Linked DNA regions of Homo sapiens: all the other regions are linked to region 2. A link is an interaction called in ENCODE POLR2A ChIA-PET data of the cell type or tissue named here. Cell type or tissue: Panc1. All regions are shown on one strand. Region 1 has its middle 49 kb from the start of MAP3K10. Region 2 has its middle 19 kb from the start of AKT2. Region 3 overlaps AKT2 (AKT serine/threonine kinase 2).

Evidence for each region. Peaks named below come from ENCODE experiments on the same cell type or tissue, not always from the same donor. Only the 100,000 strongest peaks of a DNase experiment are listed, where the experiment ranks them.
Region 1: POLR2A ChIA-PET joins it to region 2 with 20 read pairs; 5 of 35 experiments call an interaction of 5 or more read pairs at or near these places.
Region 3: POLR2A ChIA-PET joins it to region 2 with 13 read pairs; 4 of 35 experiments call an interaction of 5 or more read pairs at or near these places.

Annotation. Positions count from the first base shown.
Region 1 is chr19:40,138,666-40,146,665 of GRCh38, forward strand. No RefSeq gene overlaps it. Among named protein-coding and RNA genes, the nearest start is that of MAP3K10, 49 kb to the right of the region's middle. RefSeq lists enhancers at 5,838-5,987, 6,608-6,657. In Panc1, no CTCF peak of the experiment used is centred here; DNase peaks (open chromatin) are centred at 1,366 and 6,476; H3K27me3 peaks cover 1,112 bases.
Region 2 is chr19:40,300,695-40,308,694 of GRCh38, forward strand. It overlaps a transcript of C19orf47 not described here. Among named protein-coding and RNA genes, the nearest start is that of AKT2, 19 kb to the left of the region's middle. In Panc1, no CTCF peak of the experiment used is centred here; a DNase peak (open chromatin) is centred at 4,837; H3K27me3 peaks cover 862 bases.
Region 3 is chr19:40,237,798-40,245,797 of GRCh38, forward strand. It overlaps AKT2 (AKT serine/threonine kinase 2), which reads right to left. Exons shown (of 14, transcript NM_001626.6): 5 at 4,737-4,890; 6 at 4,141-4,272; 7 at 2,248-2,313; 8 at 1,108-1,176; 9 at 172-294. Among named protein-coding and RNA genes, the nearest start is that of CCNP, 15 kb to the left of the region's middle. RefSeq lists an enhancer at 4,283-4,784. In Panc1, no CTCF peak of the experiment used is centred here; no DNase peak of the experiment used is centred here.

The DNA.
Region 1 (8,000 bases), 160 kb before region 2:
TGAAAAATTACCATTAGTCAAATGTCACAGCAATAACTGTTGCAGACAAGATCCACCAATGGATGCTAAAATTTGTGGGCAAAAGTTTGAGAAGGAAAAAGACTTGTATAGTCTCAAAAAATCTCCTTCAAGATAGTTTTTAATTACCAAGGGGAAAATAGTAACTTTACAGTGGAGATGTGCAGCATACAGCAATTTAAGTGATCAAGGTCAGCATCACCAGCAATAAGATACACTGACATCAGGTGCCTCCTGATATCATGCACTGAGAAGGACACAACATCATTTCTGTGGCGTTCTTGGCAAAAACTCATAACTTTAGTCCAGTCATGAGAAAATGTCAGACAAGCCCAAATTGAGGAATATCCTATAAACTAACTGATCAGTACCATTCAAAAGTGTCAAAGTCAGTTGGGCATGGTGGCTCACACCTATAATCCCAAAGCTTTGAGAGGTTGAGGCAGGAGGATTGCTTGAGGCCAATAATTCAAGATCAGCATGTGCAACACAGTGAGACCCCATCCTGACAAAAAAAATTAGCCGGGCACCATGGCATGTGGCTGTAGTCCTAGCTACTCAAGAGGCTGAGGCAGGAGGATCCTCTGAGTCCAGGAGTTGAAGGTTGCAGTGAGCTATGATCGCACCACTGCACTCCAGCCTGGGCGACAGAAAGAGACCCTACCTCTTAAAAAAGCAAAGTGTCAAAGTCATGAAACACAAGCAAATACAGAGGAAATGTTCCTGTCTAGAAGAGACACAACAACTGAACACAATATGGGAGTCTGGAACAGAAAAAAGGAAAAAAAAAGGACATCAATAGAAAAAGTGTTAACATTCAAATAAGATTGGTAGTTTAGTTGATACTGTGATACCAATGTTAATTTCCTAGTTTTGATCATTGTGCTATGCTAATAACAATAGGGGGAGCAGGATGAGAGATATGTGGGACCTCTCTGTACTATCTGCACTTTTCTGCAAGTCTAAAATTATCTAGCATTACAGCTTCCACCTCACTCTCTGCGTTAACTTGCTCACCATCTGGCCCTCCCCACAGTCCCCATCATGTGGCCTAGCTTCCCCTAGAGCAAGTGGACCCAGAGGAGTGTGAGTGAGCCCCCTTGGAAGGGCATTCTCCAGTTCCTTTAAACCCTTCTGATGACTGAACCCCAGGCCAGTGCCTTCGAACCAGAACCATGTGGATAAGCTGCTCTCAAATACTTGACCCACAAAAAGTGTGTGAGACAATAAATGTTTACTGCTTTTACCTCCCAGATTTTCTTTTTGAAATTCAGAAAGTTGTTGTTGCACATAATGACGACTAGATGGCACCAGAATTCCAAGGATAGAAGCAGGCTGCCAGCATCATGAACTCAATTGCCTCTGAGTTTGTTTACAAATTTATTGCAATCCCAATACAGATATCATCAAGGGTTTTGTGTGTGTGTTTGTGTGTGTGTGTGTGTGTGTGTTTTCTTTTTTTGCCCCAGAGCTAGAAAGAAGCAGTAGCAGCCGTGGCTGCCACCAACTTAGGCAGTAGCTCTACCAAATACTTAAAACGATATAAGTGGCCAGGCGTGGTAGCTCATGCCTATAATCCCAGCACTTTGGGAGGCTGAGGCGGGTGGATCACCTGAGGTCAGGAGTTTGAGACCATCCTGGACAACATGATGAAACCCCATCTCTACTAAAAATACAAAAATTAACTGGGCATGGTGGTGGGCACCTGTAATCCCTGCTACTCGAGAGGCTGAGGCAGGAGAATCCCTTGAACCCGGGAGGCAGAGGTTGCAGTGAGCTGAGTTTGCACCATTGCACTCCAGCCTGGGTGACAAGAACAAAACTCCGTATCAGAAAAATTAAAAATAATAAAAATAATACAATAAAAATAAAACAATATGTGCCCTTGCCATGGTTGGGGCTAAAAAAAAAAAAGTAAATAAAAACAATATTTTAAAATGTGTTACTGATGCATAAATAAGCAGACAGATCAAAAGAAGGTTAGAAAATCCAAAGACAGAAGCAATTGCTGATGGAGATTTATATGATGATATAGTAATTTCTAATTCAGGAAGGGACTTTAGAAAAGGTTTTAATTTAGTAGTGTAGAAACAACTAGATGACCACGTGAAAACAAAGAAGCTTGAATGCATTTCCCACCCCATATACCAGATTAAATCCTAAACATATCAAAGATCTAAATGAAAAAACACAGCCTCACAGATAATAAAACACTGGTGAGTTCCCTCATTACCGGGGAGGGTGTAAATTTTCCAAACTATTACTCAAGATCCAGAAGCCATAAAAGAGAATTTTGTTAAATGACCAAACAAAAAAAAAACAAAAACCTTTTGCGTGGCCACAAAATAAGCCATACACAACCAAAAACTACAGATGACAAAATAAGAAAAATATTTACCACTTATATCACAGAAGAGAAAGAGTTAAAATCCCTAAAATATAAAGTGTCTAAAAATTAAGGGAAAAAAAACAAGAAACCTATTGAAAGCGGGCAAGATACATAAACAGAGAGTTCACGTTAAAAAATGCAAATGCCACCTAAATTTATAAAAATAGCCAGACACAGTGGCTCATCCCTGTAATCCCAGTACTTTCGAAGGGAAGGTGAGGGGATTGATTGATCCCAGGAGTTTAAGACCAGCCTGAGCAAGATGACAAGACCTTGTCTCTAAATAAAATAAAATAAATTAGCTGAGTGTGGTGGCACACACCTGTGATCCCAGCTACTCGGGATGCTGAGGTGGGAGGATGGGAGGACTGCTGGAGCCCAGGAGTTCAAGGCTGCAGTGAGCTATGATTGCACCACTGCACTCCAGCCTGTGTGACCGAGTAAGACCCTGTCTCAAAAAATAAAAAATAAAATATCACACCTGTAATCCCAGAATTTTGAGAGGCTGAGGCAAGCAGATCACCTGAGGTCAGGAGTTCAAGACCAGCCTGGCCAACATGGCATGGTGCATGCCATGTTGCAGCCAGGCAACATGGTGCAGCCAGGCATGGTGGCATGCACCTGTAATCCCAGCTACTCAGGAGGCTGAGGCAGGAGAATCGCTTGAGCCTGGGAGACGAAGGTGGCAATGAGCCAGCCGAGATTGTGCCACTCCACTCCAGCCTGACTGGCAAAGCAAGAGCCTGTCTCAAAAAATAAAAAATAAACTAAAGCTCAGCCTCACTCATAATAAAAGAAACACAATTAAAACTGCCCTGAGATCCTATTTCTCACCTAACAGATTAGCAAAAATCCAAATGTTGGACAGCCCTCTTGTTGGCAACGCTGTGGGGAAACAGGGACTCTTCCATTTTACTGATGGAATATAAAAAGATAAAACCTCCATGGAGGAGAATTTGGCAATATCTAGTGAATTTGCCCTTTGACTCAGCAATCCTACTTCTAGGAATTAGGTCCAAAGACACAGACAGAAATAGGAAACTTCATATGAACGTGCCTCTTCACTGGAGCCCTACGCATGATAGCAAAAAACTGGAAACTATTGCAATAGCCATGAAGAGGGTGCTGCTTAATTCAACTATGCTATATCCACAAATACAGAGCACTGTACAGCTGTGAAAATAAGATATATTAAGATTACATATATATGTGATGTGTGTGTATGTACAAGTGTGTACACACGTGTTTTTTTGTTTTGTTTTTTTGACTATTTGTTTGTTTTGTTTTGTTTTGAGACAGTCTTGCTCTGCCGCCCAGGCTGGAGTGCAATGGCACGATCTCAGCTCACTGTAACTTGCACCTCCCAGGATACAAGCCATTCTCCTGCCTCAACCTCCCTAGTAGCTGGGACTACAGGCACGTACCATGACGCCCTGCTAATTTTTGTATTTTTAGTAAAGATGGGGTTTTGTCATTTTTACCAGGCTGGTCTTGAACTCCTGACCTCAAGTGATCCGCCCACCTCAGCCTCCCAAAGGTCCTGGGATTACAGGCGTGAGCCACCACACCCGGCCCATGTGTACACACATATATAGTCACCTCCAAGATGTAGTTAAGTGAAAAAACCAAGGTGCAAATTGGTATGAACAGGATGTACCTTTTGCTCAATAGAGAGGAAAATGAATACATATGTTCATTGGTTTATATTTTCCAAGTAAATGGAATGTCAAAACAATTTTTGCGATTGGGACTCAATCACCCACAAAACAATGGTTTTGGTTTTTTGTTTTCTTGAGACAGGGTCTTGTTCTGTCACCCAGGATGGAGTGCAGTGGTATGATCACAGCTCACTGCAGCCTCCACTTCCTGGGCTCAAGCGATCCTCCCACCTCAACCTCCAGAGTAGCTGGGACTGCAGACGTGTGTGACCACGCCCAGCTAATTTTTTACTTTTTATAGAGATGGGGTCTCATTATGTTGCCCAGGCTAAAACAATGTCTTAAAGTAATTTAAGATATATTAATTTGACATAAATCCCTAATGGGGTATATCCTCCTGGAAAAAAAAGCACCATAAGAAAATCTTAAACTATATTTAGTCATCATATTACTAGTGATAGTATTGATATTTTAAAATTTTATATATGCACATATATATTCAGATATGCATATATATTCACATACTTCAAAACGTATGCTGATGTCACTACAATTCAAAATTCTCTTTTTTTCTTTGAGAATTCAACATTCTCTGAATAAGAAAAAAGAGGCATAATAATAACATTTTAGAAGTTGTAAAGGGCAAAACTAAACTATGGACACACATTTGGATAACTAATTACTATAAAGAAACACAGAGATGATTGCTATAAAAGTCAGGCTGGCCAGGCACGGTGGCTCACGCCTGTAATCCCAGCACTTTGGGAGGTCCAGGCGGGCGGATCACCTGAGGTCAGGAATTCAAGATCAGCCTGGTCAACATGGCGAAACCCCATCTCTACTAAAAATACAAAAAAATTACCTGAGTGTGGTGGTGCACATCTGTAATCTCGCTACTGGTGAGGCTGAGGCATGAGAATCACTTGAACCTGGGAAGTGGAGGTAGCAGTGAGCCGAGCTCATGCCACCTCACTCCAGCCTGGATGACAGAGTGAGACTCTATCTTAAAAAAAAAAAAAAAAAAAAGTCAGGCTGAGGGTTAATTTTGGTAGAGAGAAGGGAGGGGCTGGGCCTGGGCGCCTGGGCTAGGGCACGTGGAGAGGCTTATGAACAGCTGGCAAATTCTATTTCTTGACTTACATGTGGTTACAAGTGGCTTGCCTTAAAATAACACAATTTGTGTGTTTCGCTGAATTTCAGGAACTCCTATTTTAAGAACTTCCTGGGGTTTTTTTTTTTTTTTTAACAAAGAAATGTAGTACTTTGTTTTTTAAAAGGAAGATTTTTATTATATGAATCAATACCTAATAAATTAGAAGCAAAGCCTCTTGCAGAGAAAAAGATCCACCAATAAGGAGATCTGCGTTTCTTCAGGGGAAAAAAAAAATCATCTCCATCACAGAATTGAAAACAAAGGAATAATCGTACAGATTTGGGAAGCTGGGGACTTTGCCTTTGTTTTCCTTATTTTAAATTAGGAATGCTGGCTGATGAAATCAGAGCACCCTGTGAAAAGAACTGTACCAGACATCTTGATCAGCACCATTTTGGGCCTCTGCAATGTCAAATAAATTTGAATATATTTTTGCTTTTACAACGTTATGCTAGCTGTGAAACCACTTGAAATGCAGCATTTCCTGACAATGACAAAGCTCCTCCACGGGAAACTCTCTTTCTTTCTAATGTGTTAAGAAATAGACTTACATCAAAAAGAAAAGCATTCTCTATGAAACACAAACGCTTTGGAAGTGTCTAAAGGTGCCACAAAGGTTGCAATTCTCTCTCCACTTGCAAGAATTTTTTTTTTTTTTTCCCGAGATGGAGTCTTGCTCTGTCACCCAGGCTAGAGTGCAGTGGCTTGATCTCGGCTCACTACAACCTCCACCTCCCAGGTTCAAGCAATTATCCAGCCTCATCCTCCCAAGTAGATGGGATTACAGGCACATGCCACCATGCCCGGCTAATTTTTATTTTTAGTAGAGACGGGGTTTCACCATGTTTGCCAGGCTGGTCTCAAACTCCTGACCTAGTTGATCCACCCACCTCAGCCTCCCAAAGTGCTGGGATTACAGGCGTGAGCCACCAAGCCTGGCCTTTTTTTTTTTTTTTTTTTTTTTTTTTAAAGACAGGGTCTCACTCTGTTGGCCAGGCTGAAGTGCAGTGGTGTGATCTCGGCTCACTGCAACCTTGAACTCCTGGGCTCAAGTGATCCTCCTGCCTTGGCCTCCCAAGGTGCTGGGATTACAGGTACCAGGTGAGCCTTCACACCCGGCTCACTTACAAGATTATAGTGAGATCAAACGTGGAGAACTTCTGATCCAGATTCAAATGGTCTAGATTTATATTCTGGCTCCCTCACTTACTAGCTGCGTGACCTTAATCAAATCACTTAACCTCTCTGATTCTGTGACCACACACATAAAACTGAGATATGACAATGCCTACCTCCTAGAGGTTGTCATGAGAATAAACTGTTTTAACAGAAGTAAGACACTTAGGACAGGGCAAAGCTATCTTGAGCCTTACTAGGCCAAGGGACCAGAGAAGCTCAGATCCAAGCACTCCATACTGAGTGGCCATGCTGCAAAACTCCCACAAACCCCAAATCAACACAGATTGGCTGGGCAAGGTGGCTCGCACCTATAATCCCAGCACTTTGGGAGGCTGAGGTGGGTGGATCACTTGAGCCCAGGGATTTGAGACGAAAGAAAGAATGAGAGAGAGAGAGAGAAAGAGAGGAAGGAAGGAAGGAAGGAAGGAAGGAAGGAAGGAAGGAAGGAAGGAAGGAAGTTAGGAAGTTTATTCTCTTACTGTTCTGGAGGTCAGAAGCCAACAATCAGCTTCCCTGGGCAAGCAAACAAGAAAGAGAAAAGAAAGGAAATAACACAGATTTATTCTCTTACAGTTCTGGAGGTCAGAAGCCAGCAATCAGCTTCCCTGGGCTAAAGTCAAGTGGTTGGCAGGGCTGATTCTTTCTGGAGGCACTGAGGGAAGACCTTATGTCCTTGTCTTTTTAGCCACCCGTATCCCCTGGCTCGTGGCCCCCTCCTCCTTCTCCAAAAGTGGCCCTCGGCTGGGTGAGGTGGCTCATGCCTGTAATTCCAGCACTTAGGAAGACCAAGGCGGGTGGATCACCTGAGGTCAGGAGTTCAAGACCAGCCTAGCCAACATGACAAAACCCCATCTCCACTAAAAATATAAAAATTAGCCAGACGTAATGGTGAGCACCTGCAATCCCAGCTACTCAGGAGGTTGAGGCAGGAGAATTGCTTGAACCCAGGAGGCGGAGGTTGCAAAGAGCTGAGATCACACCACTGCACTTCGTCTCAAAAAACAAACAAACAAACAAACCCGCATCCCTCTAATGTTTGCTTCCATTGTCACATCGACATCCCTCTGACCAACTTCTCCTGTGTCCCTCTTGTAAGGATCTTTGTGATTCTATTCAGGACCCACCCAGGTAACCCAGGATCATTTCCCCAACTGAACAAACTTAATCACATCTGAGAGTCCATTTTGCCATATAAGGGAACGTTCACAGGTTCTAGGGATTAGGATGTATAAACCTTCTTAATTATTATTAATACTTAGCCAAGCCTTGTGGGGCAAGAGAAACTTTTTCTTTTCTTTTGTTTTTTGGTTTTGTTTTGTTGTTGTTGTTGTTGTTGTTTGTTGTTGTTGTTGTTTGAGATGAAGTCTCCCCCTGTCACCCAGGCTGGAGCTCAGTGGCACAATCTCAGCTCACTGCAACCTCCACCTCTGGGTTCAAGGGATTCTCATGCCTCAGACTCCCAAGTAGCTGGAATTATAGGAACCTGCCACCACACCCAGCTAATTTTTGTTTTTTAGTAGAGATGGGGTTTTACCATGTTGACTAGGCTGGTCTCAAACTCCTGACCTCAAGTCTGCCTCGGTCTCCCAAAATGCTGGGATTA
Region 2 (8,000 bases):
CTAAAAGCATTTGCAATCAGCTATTGCCCCAAATTGCTTCTTCAAGATTCATGGAAATGACTCTGACAAGTAGTCTGGAATAGAAGGTCCTAATAAACTTATGATTATAACATTGGACTGGGTAAGAATTTCCAAAACTCTAGTGGAAAAACTGGACTCAGAAAACTGCTGACTCGACTAGGTGTGGTGGCTCATGCCTGTAATACTAGCACTTTGAGAGGCCCAGGCAGGCGGTTCATTTAAGGCCAGAAGCTCGAGACCAGCCTGGCCAACATAGAGAATCCCGATCTCTACTAAAAATACAAACAAAACAAAAAAATTAGTTGAGTGTGGTGGTGCACACCTGTAATCCCAGCTACTCCAGAGGCTGAGGCACGAGAATCGCTTGAGCCCGGGAGGTGGAGGTTACACTGAACCGAGGCACTCCAGCCTGGGTAACAGAGCGAGACTCTGTCTCAGAAAATAAAAAGAAAAAGAAACCCTGCTAACAACATCAGGAAGAATAAGAATTACATGGGACTGAGCTGACAGATTATAATTTTTTTTTAATACCTACAGTATTATAGTGCCATAGGCATAGTTTGATGGCAAGTCCCTGGCTTCATAACCTTGAGAGGCTTTTATTTATTTATTTATTTATTTATTTATTTATTTATTTATTCTTGAGACAGAGTCTCGCTCTGTCGCCCAGGCTGGAGTGCAGTGGCATGATCTTGGCTCACTGCAACCTCCGCCTCCCAGGTTCAAGAGATTCTTCCTGCCTCAGCCTCCCGAGTAGCTGGGATTACAGGAACCCACCACCATGCCCAGCTAATTTTTGTATTTTTGGTAGAGACGAGGTTTCGCCATGTTGGTCAGGCTGGTCTCAAACTCCTGACCTCGTGATCCACCTGCCTCAGCCTCCCAAAGTGCTGGGATTGCAGGTGCGAGCCACCGCGCCTGGCCTGAGAAGCTTTGCCTGGCCAACATAGAGAAACCCATCTCTACTGAAAATACAAAAATTTGCTGGGCATGGTGGCCCACGCCTGCAGTCCCAGCTACTTGGGAGGCTGAGGCAGGAGAATCACTCCAACCTGGGAGGTGGAGGTTGCAGTGAGCCAAGATCACTCCACTGCACTCCAGCCTGGGTGACAGAGCAAGACTCTGTCTAGGAAAAAAATCTTAAAAAAAAAGGTCCAATCTGGGCCAGGCACAGTGGCTCATGCCTGTAATCCGAGCACTTTGGAAGGCCGAGGCAGGTGGATCACTTGAGGTCAGGAGTTGGAAAACAGCCTGGTCAACATGGAGAAACCCCATCTCTACTAAAAATACAAAACATTAGCCGGGCATGGTGGTGGGCACCTGTAATCCCAGCTACTCAGGAGGCTAAGGCAGGAGAATCGCTTGAACCCGGGAGGCAGAGGTTGCAGTGAGCCAAGAACGTGCCACTGCACTCCAGCCTAGGCGACAGAACAAGACTCCATCTCCAAAAAGCAAAAAAAAGAATCTTTACAATCAATCATTATTCTTACTGCTCTTACATAAATAATCAGGCCAAGTTTAATAAGAGACCAACCTTATTTTGCAACAAATTGATATTTTTTTCCTTGAAACAGGGTCTTGCTCTATTACCCAGGCTGGAGTACAGTGGTAGGATCACGGCTCACTGCAGCCTCCACCCCCCAGGCTCAGATGATCCTTCTGAGGTCAGCCTCCTGAGTAGTTGGGACTACAGGCATGCACGAACATGTCTAATTTTTTTGTATTTCGTGTGCCACCACGTCTGATTTTTTTGTATTTTTTATAGAGATGGGGTTTTGCCATGTTGCCCAGGCTGGTCTCCTAGACTAAAGCAATCTGCTTCTGCCTCGACTCCCAAAGTGCTGGGATTACAGGCATGAGCCACCACTCCTGGCAACAAATTGATCTCATTGTGATTGTGTCTGGCAGAAATGGGGGTGACTGTACAAAGAAAAATCATGTTTCAGAAGAAAACTATAGTGTATCCATTATTAGATTCTAGTTCATTGTTGTGGAGGGTTTGTTATTTACCTGGAAACTTGAGTGGATCCTGAATTCTTCCAGTTTCCTCAAATGTCTGGCTATGACTCTCCAAACTAACATTTCCAGTCTTTCTCCCTTCTGACTTGGAGTTACTGAAAGTAAGACTTCCTTTCCTGAAGCCCTGCAAGCTAAAACTAGAAGACTTGATAGAGACTTCAGATAAATCACCACAAACACTTAGGTATACACCACCTTCATGCCTACCAATATACAAACTAATCAGAAAGTTCACTGGGATCACACCTATAATCCCAGCATTTTGGAAGGCCGGGGTGGGAAGACCACCTGAGGTCAGGAGTTCAAGGCCAGCCTGGGCAACGTGGTGAAACCCCATACAAAAATTAGCCGGGCGGGGTGGCGGGTGCCTGTAATCCCAGCTACTTGGGAGTCTGAGGCAGGAGAATCGCTTGAACCTGGGAGGCGGAGGCTGCAGTGAGCCAAGATTGTGCCATTGCACTCCAGCCTGGGCAACAAGAACAAAACTCCATCTAAAAAAAAAAAACAGGCCAGGCGCAGTAGCTCACACCTGTAATCCCAGCACTTTGGGAGGCCGAGGTGGGGGGATCACGAGGTCAGAAGATCGAGACCATCCTGGCTAACACGGTGAAACCCCATCTCTACTAAAAATACAAAAAATTAGTTGGGCATGGTGGTGGGCACCTGTAGTCCCAGCTACTTGGGAGGCTGAGGCAGGAGAATGGCGTGAACCCAGGAGGCGGAGCTTGCAGTGAGCGGAGATCATACCACTGACTCCAGCCTGGGCAACAGAGCGAGACTCTCAAAAAAAAAAAGGCCGGCACAGTGGCTCATGCCTGTAATCCCAGCACTTTGGGAGGCCGAGGCAGGTGGATCACAAGGTCATCGAGACCATCCTGGCTAACACGGTAAAACCCCGTCTCTACTAAAAATACAAAAAATTAGCCGGGCGTGGTGGCATGCGCCTGTAGTCCCAGCTACTCAGGAGGCTGAGGCAGGAGAATCGCTTGAACCTGGCAGACAGAGGTTGCAATGAGCCGAGATCGCATCACTGCACTTCAGCCTGGGCGACAGAACGAGACTTTGTCTGAAAAAAAAAAAAAAAAAAAAAAAAAAAGTTCACTGGAACCCCTAATGCAAATTGCAACCAGGAAAATCTGTGTCAAATTATCACTGCCTGCCCCTACTCCAACTGAAAATGCTTTGATCCAGCATCTAGAAATCATGTCAATTGGCTGCCCTCCAGGCTCAGAAACTAGTTTACAGATTGCTGCAAACATTAACCTTATTCTTTTGTTTCCTCTTATTAAATACCTGTTTGCTTGTGCCATACAGAGGCCTGACTGTGATGGCAGCCCACCTGCCACACCACCTCCTGGAATGAGACAGAACTGATTAATTGGACTGACCTAGTCCCAGGTCTCATACTATTCAAACACTAATCTGATTTTTCTGTCATCCACCACCAAATCAACTTTTAGCATGTGGAACTTCTAGAGAAGTTTCAGATAGGAGAAATGAAGAAGTTCGAGAAATGCCATCCCAAAATACATCCCTTTGATAGACTGATTACTTCAAATGGAGGGAACCTGGGGAACAGCAAGGGCAGGGAGGACTTTCTTTGACCTTCCCTTATCTACCTAAACACGGATCCTCCAAAAGGAACTTCAGTGTCACGAATCCCCTCCCCAGGAATCTTCTCAATCAGGAAAGATGAGCTCAGATCACAGGAGATGAGACTGGAGGTTGGCACCACGCCCAGATCTATTCTTCTGGGACAACTTTTCTTAACTAAGAGACTTATAATCTGCATAACAAGACAACTTTTATTCACCATACACTTCCTCCCTGCACCCTCCCATAATTTAGGTCACCACCACCTCCTAGAAGCCGCAAGCCCCTCTTTTTTCTGTAGCTCAGGATGCTATATAAGCTTCAATCATCTGGCCCTTCTTTGAATCTCATATATTGTGGGGCTCCTGTGCATACTTACTTAATTAAAATGAGTTTTTTTCTACTGTTAATCTGCCTTATGTCAATTTAATATGTAGCCCAGTCAAAGAACCTAGAAGGGTACAGGGAAGCCATTTTTTGCTCCCCTACACCAGGCACATAGTTGGGACTTGGGGATCAAAAAATATTTGTTTACCAAATGCAGTTTTGATTAGGAAGGTTAAAGCTCTGTACTAGGCTGATTTTTATTCCAGGTCTGAACTTGTCTGTTTACCGAGTTGGCCAGGCACGGTGGCTCATGCCTGTCATCCCAGCACTTTGGAAAGCTGAGGTGGGCGGATCACTTGAGGCCAGGAGTTTGAGACCAGCCTGCTACTAAAAATACAAAAAATTAGGCCAGGCGCGGTGGCTCATGCCTGTAATCCCAGCACTTTGGGAGGCAAAGGAGAGCGGATCACCTGAGATCAGGAGTTCGACACCAGCCTGGCCAACATAGCGAAATCCCATTTCTACCAAAAATACAAAAATTAGCCAGGCGTTGTGGTGGGCACCTGTAATCCCAGCTAATCAGGAGGCTGAGGGAGGAGAATCGCTTGAACCTGGGAGGCAGAGGTTTCAGTGAGCTAAGATCGTGCCACTGTACTCCAGCCTGGGCGACACAGTCAGACTCTGTCTCAAAAAAAAAAAAAAGGTAGATTTGAAATAGAAAAATCCTTACAACACAGCCTCCCACATTACTAAGAAAAACTGAAATAATATAAACACCACCTGATCTTTTTCAAGAAGAGAAAAATTTCACAGCTGCCCAGTGGATTTATAAACTCTATTCACTTGCCACAAGATGGCGCCACATGAGCTGGTCATCCCTGCAGAAACCCAGCTATGTCTTGCAGGCATCAAGTCTTCCTAGAGCAATTTGCGGGACCATTATATTTGAACATTCACTGTCTAAAAGGAAGCTCTTACACGACACCTAAATGCAACATGTTAAGTCACCAGGGTGTCTCGGAAAAGATAAATAAATAAATGTAACATGTGATCCTGAATTGGATTCCAAGCCAGGAGAAAAAACAGCAATAAGGAACGTTATTGGGACAATTGATGAAATTGGAACATGAATTTTGCATTAGATAAAAGTATCATGTCCATGTTAAATTTCTTGTTTTGATAGTTGTACTGTGCTTATGAAAGAGAATGTTCGGCCAGACATGGTGACCCACGCCTGGAATCCCAGCACTTTGGGAGGCTGAGGCAGGTGGATCACCTGAGGTCAGGAGTTCAAAGACCAGCCAGCCCACCATGGTGAAACCCCATCTCTACTAAAGAATACAAAAATTAGCCGGACGTGGTGGTGGGCGCCTGTAATCCCAGCTACTGGGGAAGCTGAGGCAGGAGAATCGCTTGAACCCAGATGAAGGAGGTTGCAGTGAGCCAAGATCGCACCATTGCACTCCAGCCTGGACGACAAGAGCAAAACTCTGTCTCAAAAAAAAAAAAAAAAAAAAAAAGGAAAGAGAATGTTCTTGATCTTAGGAACTACACACAAGTGTCCTGAGGTAAAGAAAGACACATGATGTTCTCCAACCTAATTCTCAAATGGCTCATAACACAATAGATATAGATGATGCATGTATCCTTATGGAGGGGAGAAGAGGGAACAGTAAGACAAATGGAACAAATTGTAAACAATTGGCAAATCTGGGTAAAGAGTATACAGAAATCCTTTGTACTCTTGTTACTTTTTTTTTTTTTCTGAGACCAAGTCTCACTCTGCTGCCCAGGCTGGAGCGCAGTGGCGAGATCTCGGCTTACTGCAACCTCCGCCTCCCGGGTTCAGGCGATTCTCCTGCCTCAGCCTCCTGAGTAGCTGGGACTACAGGCACCCACCATCACGCCCAGCTGATTTTTGTATTTTTAATAGAGACGGGATTTCACCATGTTGGTCAGGCTGGTCTTGAACTCCTGACCTCAGGTGATCTGCCAGCCTCAGCCTCCCAAAGTGCTGGGATTACAGGTGTGAGCCACTGCATCAGGCTTCTTGTTACTTTTCTAAAAGTTTACAATTATACTAAAATAAAGCATTACCAAAAAAGTTATTTTATAGCCTGTAAGAATGTCATTAAAATTTTTTTTTTTTTTTTTGAGACAGAGTCTTGCTGTTGCCCAGGCTGGAGTGCAGTGGTGCGATCTCGGCTCACTGCAGGCTCCGCCCCCCGGGGTTCACGCCATTCTCCTGCCTCAGCCTCCTGAGTAGCTGGGACTACAGGCGCCCGCCACCTAGCCCGGCTAATTTTTTGTATTTTTAGTAGAGACGGGGTTTCACCATGTTAGCCAGGATGGTCTTGATCTCCTGACCTCGTGATCCGCCCGCCTGGGCCTCCCAAAGTGTTGGGATTACAGGCGTGAGCCACCGCGCCCGGCCCTTTTTTTTTTTTTTTTTTTTTTTTTTGAGACGAAGTCCTGCTCTGTCACAGGCTACAGCGCAGTGGTGCAATCCTGGCTCACTGCAACCTCTGCCTCCCCGGTTCAAGTGATTCTTGTGCCTCAGCCTCCTGAGTAGCTGGGATTACAGGCGCATGCCACCATGCCCAGCTAACTTTTGTATTTAAGTAGACTCTGTGTTTCACCATGTTGGCCAGACTGGTCTCGAACTCTTGTTTTGAAGTGATCCACCCACCTCTGCCTCCCAAAGTGCTGGGATTACAGGCATGAGCCACCATACCCGAGCAGGTGTGTTTGTTTGTTGTTTGGAGACAGGGTCTCGTTCTGTCACCCAGACTGGAATGCAGTGGCATGAGCTCGGCTCACTGCAACCTCTGCCTCCTGGGCTCAAGGGATCCTCTTGCCTTAGCCTCCCTAGTAGCCGCCATACCTGGCTAATTTTTGTATTTTTTGTAGAGACAGGGTTTTGCCTTGTTGCCCAGGCTGGTATTGAACTCCTGAGCTCAAGCAATCCACCTGCCTCTGTCTCCCACAGTACTGGGATTACAGGAAATTTCAGAGATAAAATTAGGTATCAACACTGTATGCCAGGTACTGTTTTAAGCCTTTCACACTAATCGACTCATTTAATCCCCAAAACCATTCCATGGGATAGGTGCTATTATTACTCTCATCTTGGTTTTTTTGGTTTTGTGGCTTTTTTTTTTTGAGACAGTGTCTTGCTCTATCACCCAGGCTGGAGTGCAGTGATGCAATTTTGGCTCACTGCAACTCCACCTCCCGGGTTCAAGCAATTCTCCTGCCTCAGCCTCCCAAGTAGCTGGGATTACAGTCACCCGCCACCACGCCCGGCTAATTATTACTCTCATCTTAGTGAAGAGGAAACTGAAGAGAGGTTGAGTAACTTGTGGATCACACAGCTGTAGGATCAAGCTCTTCATAATAACACACAATCAAGAAGGTTTAAGGATGGCCAGGATATGCTCTACTGATAATTCAGGACCAAGTACTCTGTAAAATGTCTGGAGGGAGGAAAGGCAACTTTATTTATTTATTTATTTATTTAGAAACGAAGTCTCACTCTGTCGCCAGGCTGGAGTGCAGTGACACAATCTCGGCTCACAGCAACCTCTGCCTCCCAGGTTCAAGCAATTGTCCTGCCTCAGCCTCCAGAGTAGCTGGGATTACAGGCGCGTGTCACCACACCCGGCTAATTTTCTGTATTTTTAGTAGAGATGGGGTTTCACCATGTTAGCCAGGATGGTCTCGCTCTCCTGACCTGGTGATCTGCCCGCCTCAGCCTCCCAAAGCGCTGGGATTACAGGTGTGAGCCACCACGCCCAGCCAGAAAGTCAACTTTTTTTTTTTTTTTTGAGACAGAGTCTTGCTCTGTCACCCAGGCTGCAGTGCAGTGGCGCAATCTTGGCTCACTGCAACCTCCACCTCCCAGGTTCAAGCAATTCTCATGCCTCAGCCTCCCAAATAGCTGGGATTACAGGCGTATGCCACTACACCTGACAAATTTTTGTGTTTTTAGTAAAGACAAGTTTTCGCCATGTTGGCCAGGCTGGTCTCAAACTCCTCAC
Region 3 (8,000 bases), 63 kb before region 2:
AGCCACCACCCTGGACCTTGGTGGGGAGCCTGGCGAATGAGGGCAGCCACCACCCTGGACCTTGGTGGGGAGCCTGGCGAATGAGGGCAGAAGCTCAGCCCAACTTCCCCAGTGTGAGTCCCATGTGGTGTGCATGCCACAGGTCAGCCTGGCGCACACCCTGCCACTAACCTTGATGTCGCGGTATACCACGTCCCGCGAGTGCAAGTACTCAAGAGCCGAGACAATCTCTGCACCATAAAACCGGGCCCGCTCCTCTGTGAAGACACGCTCCCGGGACAGGTGGAAGAACAGCTGCAGGAGGAAGGGGTGGGGAGAGGAGGTCAGGCCCCAGCCCACCCACCTGCCCTCACCTTCCCAGCCCCCTGCCCCAGCGCAGTGATGTGGTGACACCTGTATCATGAACCAGCAAGTGACAGCTAGAGGGACCAATCAAGGCAGAGCGCAGAAGCTCATAAGTGACACAGAGCTGGGGGGAAGGGCGAGGGTCTGCCAGGAGGCACCCATGAGAGGGTATGGGAGAGACATCCGAGACAGGAGGGAGGATGGCATGGAGGCAAAAAGAAGCACACGTCATGACCAAGTAACAATAGGCCATGGGCAAGCCCAGATCAGACAGATGAGCAAACCACGCATCCCAAAGCAGGTGTGCCAACCACTGCACAGAGAAGGCGCGAGGCAAGGAGTGGGTGACAAAAGTGAGGCGACTCTGTAAGGGGAAGCTGAGCGGCTGCGGGAATTCACTTCGAGAGGACACGGGAACGGAGGGCTGCTAGGTTTTAACCCTTGGGGGCTTTCTCTGGGGCCTTTAAGACCATCCTTCCCAGTGCTATCGCCCCACAGCCCTCTCCACACCTCTCTGGACTGGTTTGGACCTGACCCACCCACTCACTAGCTGTGTAAACTTGGGCAAGCCACTTAACCTCTCTGAGCCTCAGTGACTGCCCCCCCAAAATGGAGACGAAGCCGCCTGCCTCAAGGGAGAGGGGCACTAGATGACACTGAAATTTCCCTCCACCCTTCCATCTCACCCACAGCTCCTCTCCATCCCGCCCCACCCTAAAGAAGGAGGCCCCAGAGGGCAAAGTCAAGGCAGCCGCGGCTCACCTCACCCCCGTTGGCATACTCCATCACAAAGCACAGGCGGTCGTGGGTCTGGAAGGCATACTTCAGCGCCTGGGGGATGAAGGCAGCAGGGTGGGAGGTGGGAGGGAGGAGGGCTCTGCTGAGCCATGCCAGGGCAGGGCCCTGGCCCTGCTTATTCTGCACACACACACCCTGCCCTGGCTGGGGCCCCCAGGAGTCAGCCATATGGGGTTCACATACCGGCTGCACCTTTTGGGGCATTAAGTGAAGGCATGGCTCTGCGGTAGGAAAGGGTTACATGCTGAACCATCTTGTCCTCTGCCTCCATCAGGCACAGCCAAGGGAGAACTAGAGCTGTTCTGAGCAACCATGGCTCTTGTTTTTACAGTAAAATGTGTTCAACTTACACACACAAGTGATGTCTGCTGTGGCTGGGAGTGGCAAAGGCTTGGGAGCCAACTTCAATGACAGGATGGACAGGCTGTCAGTCAACAAACAGTAGTTCTCCACTGCACTAAGGAGATCTACAGAGAGTTCCTCAGAGACTCCCACCAGGGGGTCCTTCAGCTCATGACAACTCAACTATTCTGTTTTCTGCACTGAGGTACCTCATAAGATTTTATTTGAAAAAGTACTGTGGCTTAATAGGATACCTGGACAGCAACTGAGATAAAGAAATGATACATAAGCCATCCTCAATCTAGTCCATTTAACTGGTGGCCACTGGCCTTGATGGAGACTGCAGCCCAAACAGGCATCTACTCAGTCCAGGCTGACAGACAACACAATGCTAACACATCTGCTTCTATGAGCATATCTGAAAACAAAAACAAAAAAAATAATGTTTCCACTTCAACCAGCTGGGCTAAGTGCTCCTAACTCATAGAGACAGCAGCCAGCAAATAATGTGATATCTTCAGTTAGTTCAAATGCTTACATGAAGCCACCATCTATGAAGAAGCTGTCACCCTCCCACTCCCCGAGCCTGCTCACCCCCACCACATGTCTTGGTTCGGATGACTTGGCAGGGCGCAGCAACACCTTGCCCTGCCCGCCTGGCCTACCCCAAGACTGTGCTTTGTACCAGAAGATTAGGGCTCTCTCTCTGAGCTCTGTCCAAAGGCTGGCCTCACACTGTCTGGGAAGGGGAGGGCAACTCACAGTGAGGAACGGGTGCCTGGTGTTCTGGAGGACCCGGCTCTCGGTGACTGTGTGAGCGACTTCATCCTGCAGACAGACTGCGGGTGAGGGGCTGGTGGGCAACACCACACCTGCCCACTCCGCCCCGACGAAGGGGAGCAAGGCCTTGTGAAATGCAATTCCATTCCCAGCCATAAATGCAGAAAATCACAGGAGTGAAAAGTGAAAGCCTGCAAACCCTCAGCAAATAGCAGACCCAGACGAGGATCATCAGTGGCTCTCAAAGCCACAGGTGAAAAGTCAGCAGGAATGTCACAATGTAAGGACCAGGCTGCTAGGGACAAGACACCTGTGACGTCCCTGCAAGGGAGACAAACAGACATCACGAGAGCCCCGAGGTGCCACCACAGGCTGTGGGAAGTCCCACCTAGAAAGCATTCTTGCCCAAAGAAGGAAAAACAGTGCTTCTTGGTGTGGTCCCCACACAGCACCTCAGCACCGCCTGGGAACTGGCAGCAATGCAAATTCCTGGGACCTACCCCCAGGCCCACTGAGTCAGAAACTCGGGGTGGGCCCAGCACTGTCTCACAAGCCCTTTGGGTGACTCTAATTCAGGTTCTAATTTGGTACCTGACTGTACAGCAGAACCACCAGGAGTGGTTCCAAAAATCTGGAGCCACCTGCAGCAACGTGAACACAGGCTCTCTCTGGGGCAAGTTTATCCCCAGGGGACACCTGAGAATGTCTGAAGTCTTTTTTTTTTTTTTCCCTTTTTTTTTTTAGCTGGGGGTCTGGCTCTGTCGCCCAGGCTGGAGTGCAGTGGTGTGAACATGGGTCACTACAGCCTCAACCTCTGAGGCTCCACTGATCCTCCCACTTCAGCCTCCTGAGCAGCTGGGACTACAGGTGCACGCCACTATGCCCAGCTAATTTATTTTTATTTTTACAGAGACAGGGTCTTGCTTTGTTGCCCAGGCTGGTCTCGAACTCCTGGGCTCAAGCGATCCTCCCACCTCAGCCTTCTAAAGTGCTGGAATTACAGGCGTGAGCTGTGGCGCCCAACCCAAAAGTCATTTTTGATTGTCACAACTTGGGGAGCTAGTATTGGCTTCAGTGGGTAGAAGCCAGGGGTGCTGCTGAAACCCTAGAATGCACAGGGCTGCCCCGACAGCGCAGAATCATCTGTCCCAAAACGTTAACAGTGCTGAGGCTGAGGAAGGCTGCCTTAGGCCCAATCGTCACATCAGGAATGAACAGCTAATTTGGTTGGCTCTGATGGCAGCACCACATGATTATATTCTTTACAGTCTTCATCTGTCAGGACACATGTTCAAGTATGGATGAGTGAAGTGACGTGTTGTCTAGGACAGGCCTTAAAGTATTCCAGAACAAGAGGGACAGGCAGAGCTAAGGAAACAAGGCTGGCTAAACGCTGATAACTGGTTAAACTGGACAATGGCTACATGGGGGTCCGTAATATTTATTTTCTTTTTAAATTTTTGAATGTCTTTGGAATCTTCCACTACAAAAAATTCAAATAAGGGAAAAAGTAGAATTCCACTCCTGGCCCGGCCTCCACCTGGGATACCCTGAGCAAAGCCCGGGACTCCCCAACAGCGACGTCCTCCCCAACAGGCCCCAGCCTCCCTTGACAGTACCTGCTGGGTGGGGCCCCGAGGCTCTCTCTCTCCACAGGCACCCCCAGCCCCTAACATAGGGTGGAGGTGGGGACTCAGCAGCAAGGCCTGCTGCTCCTCTCTGGGCCTCAGGCTCCCCCTTTTCTGACTAGGGGGAATTTGTGGGGGAAATAAGCCCACAGCAGCAGAAAGCGCGGGTAAGCGTCCAGGCCTCAGGGTCAGGCTCCAGACCGCAGCCCCCACAGAGGCTCGCGAGCGCAATTCCCGGGGCACGCACCTTGGCAATGATGACTTCCTTCCGCAGGATCTTCATGGCGTAGTAGCGGCCAGTGGCCTTCTCCCGCACCAGGATGACTTTGCCAAAGGTTCCCTTGCCAAGGAGTTTGAGATAGTCGAAGTCATTCATGGTCTGCCAGGGACAGGGAGAGTGGGGGCAGTCAGCGCCTGGCTCATGGCCCGTGGGAGGAAATTTTAACAAAAGAAAGAGGAAAACCAAAAGACACTGTTGCCAAACGGCTTAGGCTGGAGCAGGAAGGGAGGCTCTGGGCAGCAACTGTGTGTTCTGAAGCGGCCTTCAGACCAGGCTCTGCAGGCACAGGGCCTTGGGAGGGCTGGGCTCTGACGTGGGGGTAGCCAGGTCTTCACCAACTCCCAGGACGAACCTGCAGTGGGTCCACCCAAGGTTGCTCCCTCCCCTACGGGCATGGAGCACACCCTAGGGCACCTGCCACCTGAAATCACCCCACCCTGCAGGGCAGCCTTGTCTCTCAGCTGAGCCCCCTGAACTGTGTTATGGAAACCAAGGAGAGCAGGCCAGCACTGGGGGTGGGGGCACCGCAGGCTGGCAGCCCCACCCCTGCTCCCAGCACTTACCACTTTAGCCCGTGCCTTGCTGACCGCCACTTCCATCTCCTCAGTCGTGGAGGAGTCACTGGGGGAGCCACACTTGTAGTCCATGGGGTCCTCGCCTGGGGCCCGCTGCTTGAGGCTGTTGGCGACCATCTGGATGGCCCGCATCCACTCCTCCCTGTGCAGGGACACACGTGAGTCCCAGCAGCCAGGAGTCCTGGGCCTCAGAGTCGAACAGCTGAGTGCCACCTCCCAGCCACCCCCAGCAACAGGCAAGCAAATGACCACATAACCATGGGAATTTGGGCAAGATCTGTCAGAACCAGAGAGAGCTGAAGGGACCTGAGTGAAATTCCACGCCAGGCGCAGTGGCTCATGCCTATAATCCCAGCACTTTGGGAGGCTGAGGCGGATGGATCACAAGGTCAGGAGTTCGAGACCAGCCTGGCCAACATGGTGAAACCCCGTCTCTACTAAAAATACAAAAATTAGTCAGGGGTGGCATTCGCCTAATCCCAGCTACTCAGGAGGCTGAGGCAGGAGAATTGCTTGAACCCGGGAGGCGGAGGGTGCAGTGAGCAGAGATCGCACCACTGCACTCCAGCCTGGTGACAGTGCGAGACTCCGTCTCAAAAAAAAAAAAAAAGTGGAATACCAAGAGCGATCACCAATTTCCCTAAAGTGACCTGGCCTGAGGGCCATTTGAAGCCAGGCAGCAGGGAAATGATCAAAAAGGAGTGACCCTCTCTTTTCACAGCCCCTTGAAAATGAGCCACCACCCTGAGCCTTGAATGAGGGAGAGAGAGTGCTCCTGTGAATTCTTCGGAACAAATGACAAGCTCAAGTTTATAAGTTACCAATGTTTTGTAAAGTTAAACCAAGAGTAAGAAGCAGCATTCATTAGCCAAAGGAGCTGAAGACACTGCAAGGCAAGAGCTGGCCCGCAGGACTCCCTGGAGGGGACAGTCCACTGGGAGCAGGGAGTCTGCATGGCAGGGACAGAGGTCCTGGCAGCCCAGGGATGTAGAGGAGAGAAGCTGGTGGACAAGAAGTAGGTCCCAGCAGAAGGGAGCCTGGTTTAAGAACAGTTAACTAGAGGCTAAGCACTGTGGCTCACACCTGTAATCCCAGCATTTTGGGAGGCCAAGGTGGACCAAGTGCTTGAGCCGAAGCGTTCAAGACCAGCCTAGGTAACAAAGCAAGACCCATCTCTTAAAAAGTTTTTAAAAAACAAAAATAAAAAATAAAAACAGGCCAGGTGCGATGGCTCACGCCTGTAATCCCAGCACTTTGGGAGGCCAAGGTGGAGGATCACTTGAGGTCAGGAGTTCGAGACCAGCCTGGCCAACATAGTAAAACCCAGTCTCTACTAAAAATACAAAAAATTAGCCGGGCGTGGTGACGGGCGCCTGTAATCCCAGCTACTCGGGAGGCTGAGGCAAGAGGATCATTTGAACCCGGGAGGCGGAGGTTGCAGTGAGCCGAGATCGCGCCACTGCACTCCAGCCTGGACAACAGTGCGAGACTCCATCCCAAAATAATAATAAAATAATAATAATAATAATAATAATAATAATAATAATAAAATAAAGAACAATAAACTAGTTCTGTCACTCATGGTTTAGAACTTGCTGAGAAAGAACTGTCTTTGAGCTGGGCTCGGTGGCTCACACCTGCAATCCTGGCACTTTGGGAGACTGAGACGGGACGATGGCTTGCATCCGGAAGTTTGAGACCAGCCTAGGCAACATGGATACCCACTTTGTAGAGACCAAAGATAAAAAATTAGCCAGGTGTGGGGGCACATGCCTGTGGTCTCAGCTACTCAGGGGGCTAAGGTGGGAGAACTGCTTGAGCCCAGGAGGTGGAGGCTGCAGTGAGCCATGATCATACCACTGCAATCAGCTAAAAAAAAAACAAAATAATTTTCTTTGGATACTTACAAACTGTTCTGTCTAATAAGTGAAAATGACCAGAGACCAAAATGAAAAATATATTAGGCTGAATTACACCAAATTGTCCACATCCCCCATTTTTGACCACACTGCAATTAGGTGTTTCAACCCAACGCATTTTGAACCCCCCGTGTATTTTGCTTGTATCTAGAAAATACTCATATGACCAACAAGAAAAATAAAATGTTCACTAAGAATGAGAAAATTCAGAGAGTGTAATCACGCAAATCCCAGTGATTTAAATAAGCCACAGGGAGTGCAGCCAGCCCTTCACAGCATCTTCCAGGATGGCCCCCGCCCCAGGGCAAGTGTCACTGCTCCTGTGTTCCTGAGACACTGGGGCCCCTACCCAAGGTCAGGCAGGGAACAAGTGTGGCTGGGACTGGGCTTCAAAATCCAAGCCGGGACACCCTGCTGGGCTGTATTCCTCCCCAGTCTCGTTTCCTGGTGTACCACGCGAAACTACTTCTATTTCCATCCATCCCACAACGCACCCTCTTCCACATTTTGACACTGCTGGAATGCAGATTAATCTCACAGTTGGGGTCTGTCTTGATTTAACTGGGCACGCCTTTTTCTTGGCACTATATGAAACAGGGTGCCTCCCCAATGACAGCGCCTTCGATTTGATGAAATATCACAGCAGTGTTTAATACACAGGCTGTCGTGAGGTAGAATGCCTGTGAGGCATCTGTGCAATGAGACATTCTGCAGCTGGGGGAAAGATTGAGGCAGGTCTGTATGCTGACTTGGGATGATCTGAGACTTCTTAAGAGAAAAAGGAAGGTGCAGGGATGGGCAAGGTAGCTCACTCATGTAATCCCTGCAATTTAGGAGGCAGAGGCTGGAGGACTGCTTGAGCCCAGGAATTCCAGACCAGCCTAGACAACATAAGAAGACCACGCCTTTATAAAAAATTTCAAAATTAAGGAAGGTGAAGAACAGTATACAGTTCTGTGCTCCTAAGTTAGAAAATAATGAACTTCTGCAGACACATGCTCACATAGGCACAAACATCTCCAGAAGAGAAGTCATGATCCTGGAGCCCTGCCTGCCTCCAAGGGAGGGGAACTGGGAGTCGAAGGAAAGGAACAGCCTCTAATAACAAATGGGAAGCACTTGCTATCATCAACTATCCCTACTCCCACCCATTATGAAGGAGGAACTGGGGCACAGATTGAAAAAACAGATTCCAGAAAAACAGCAGTTGCTCCAGGCTTGGTAGCTGGAATTACAAAAGGCACGCTGCCCTCCCCACCCACTCAGAGACTGGAGTCCCCATAACCCATCTATGTCCACCCCACGGAGGCAGAGATTTCCACCTGCTTTGAAC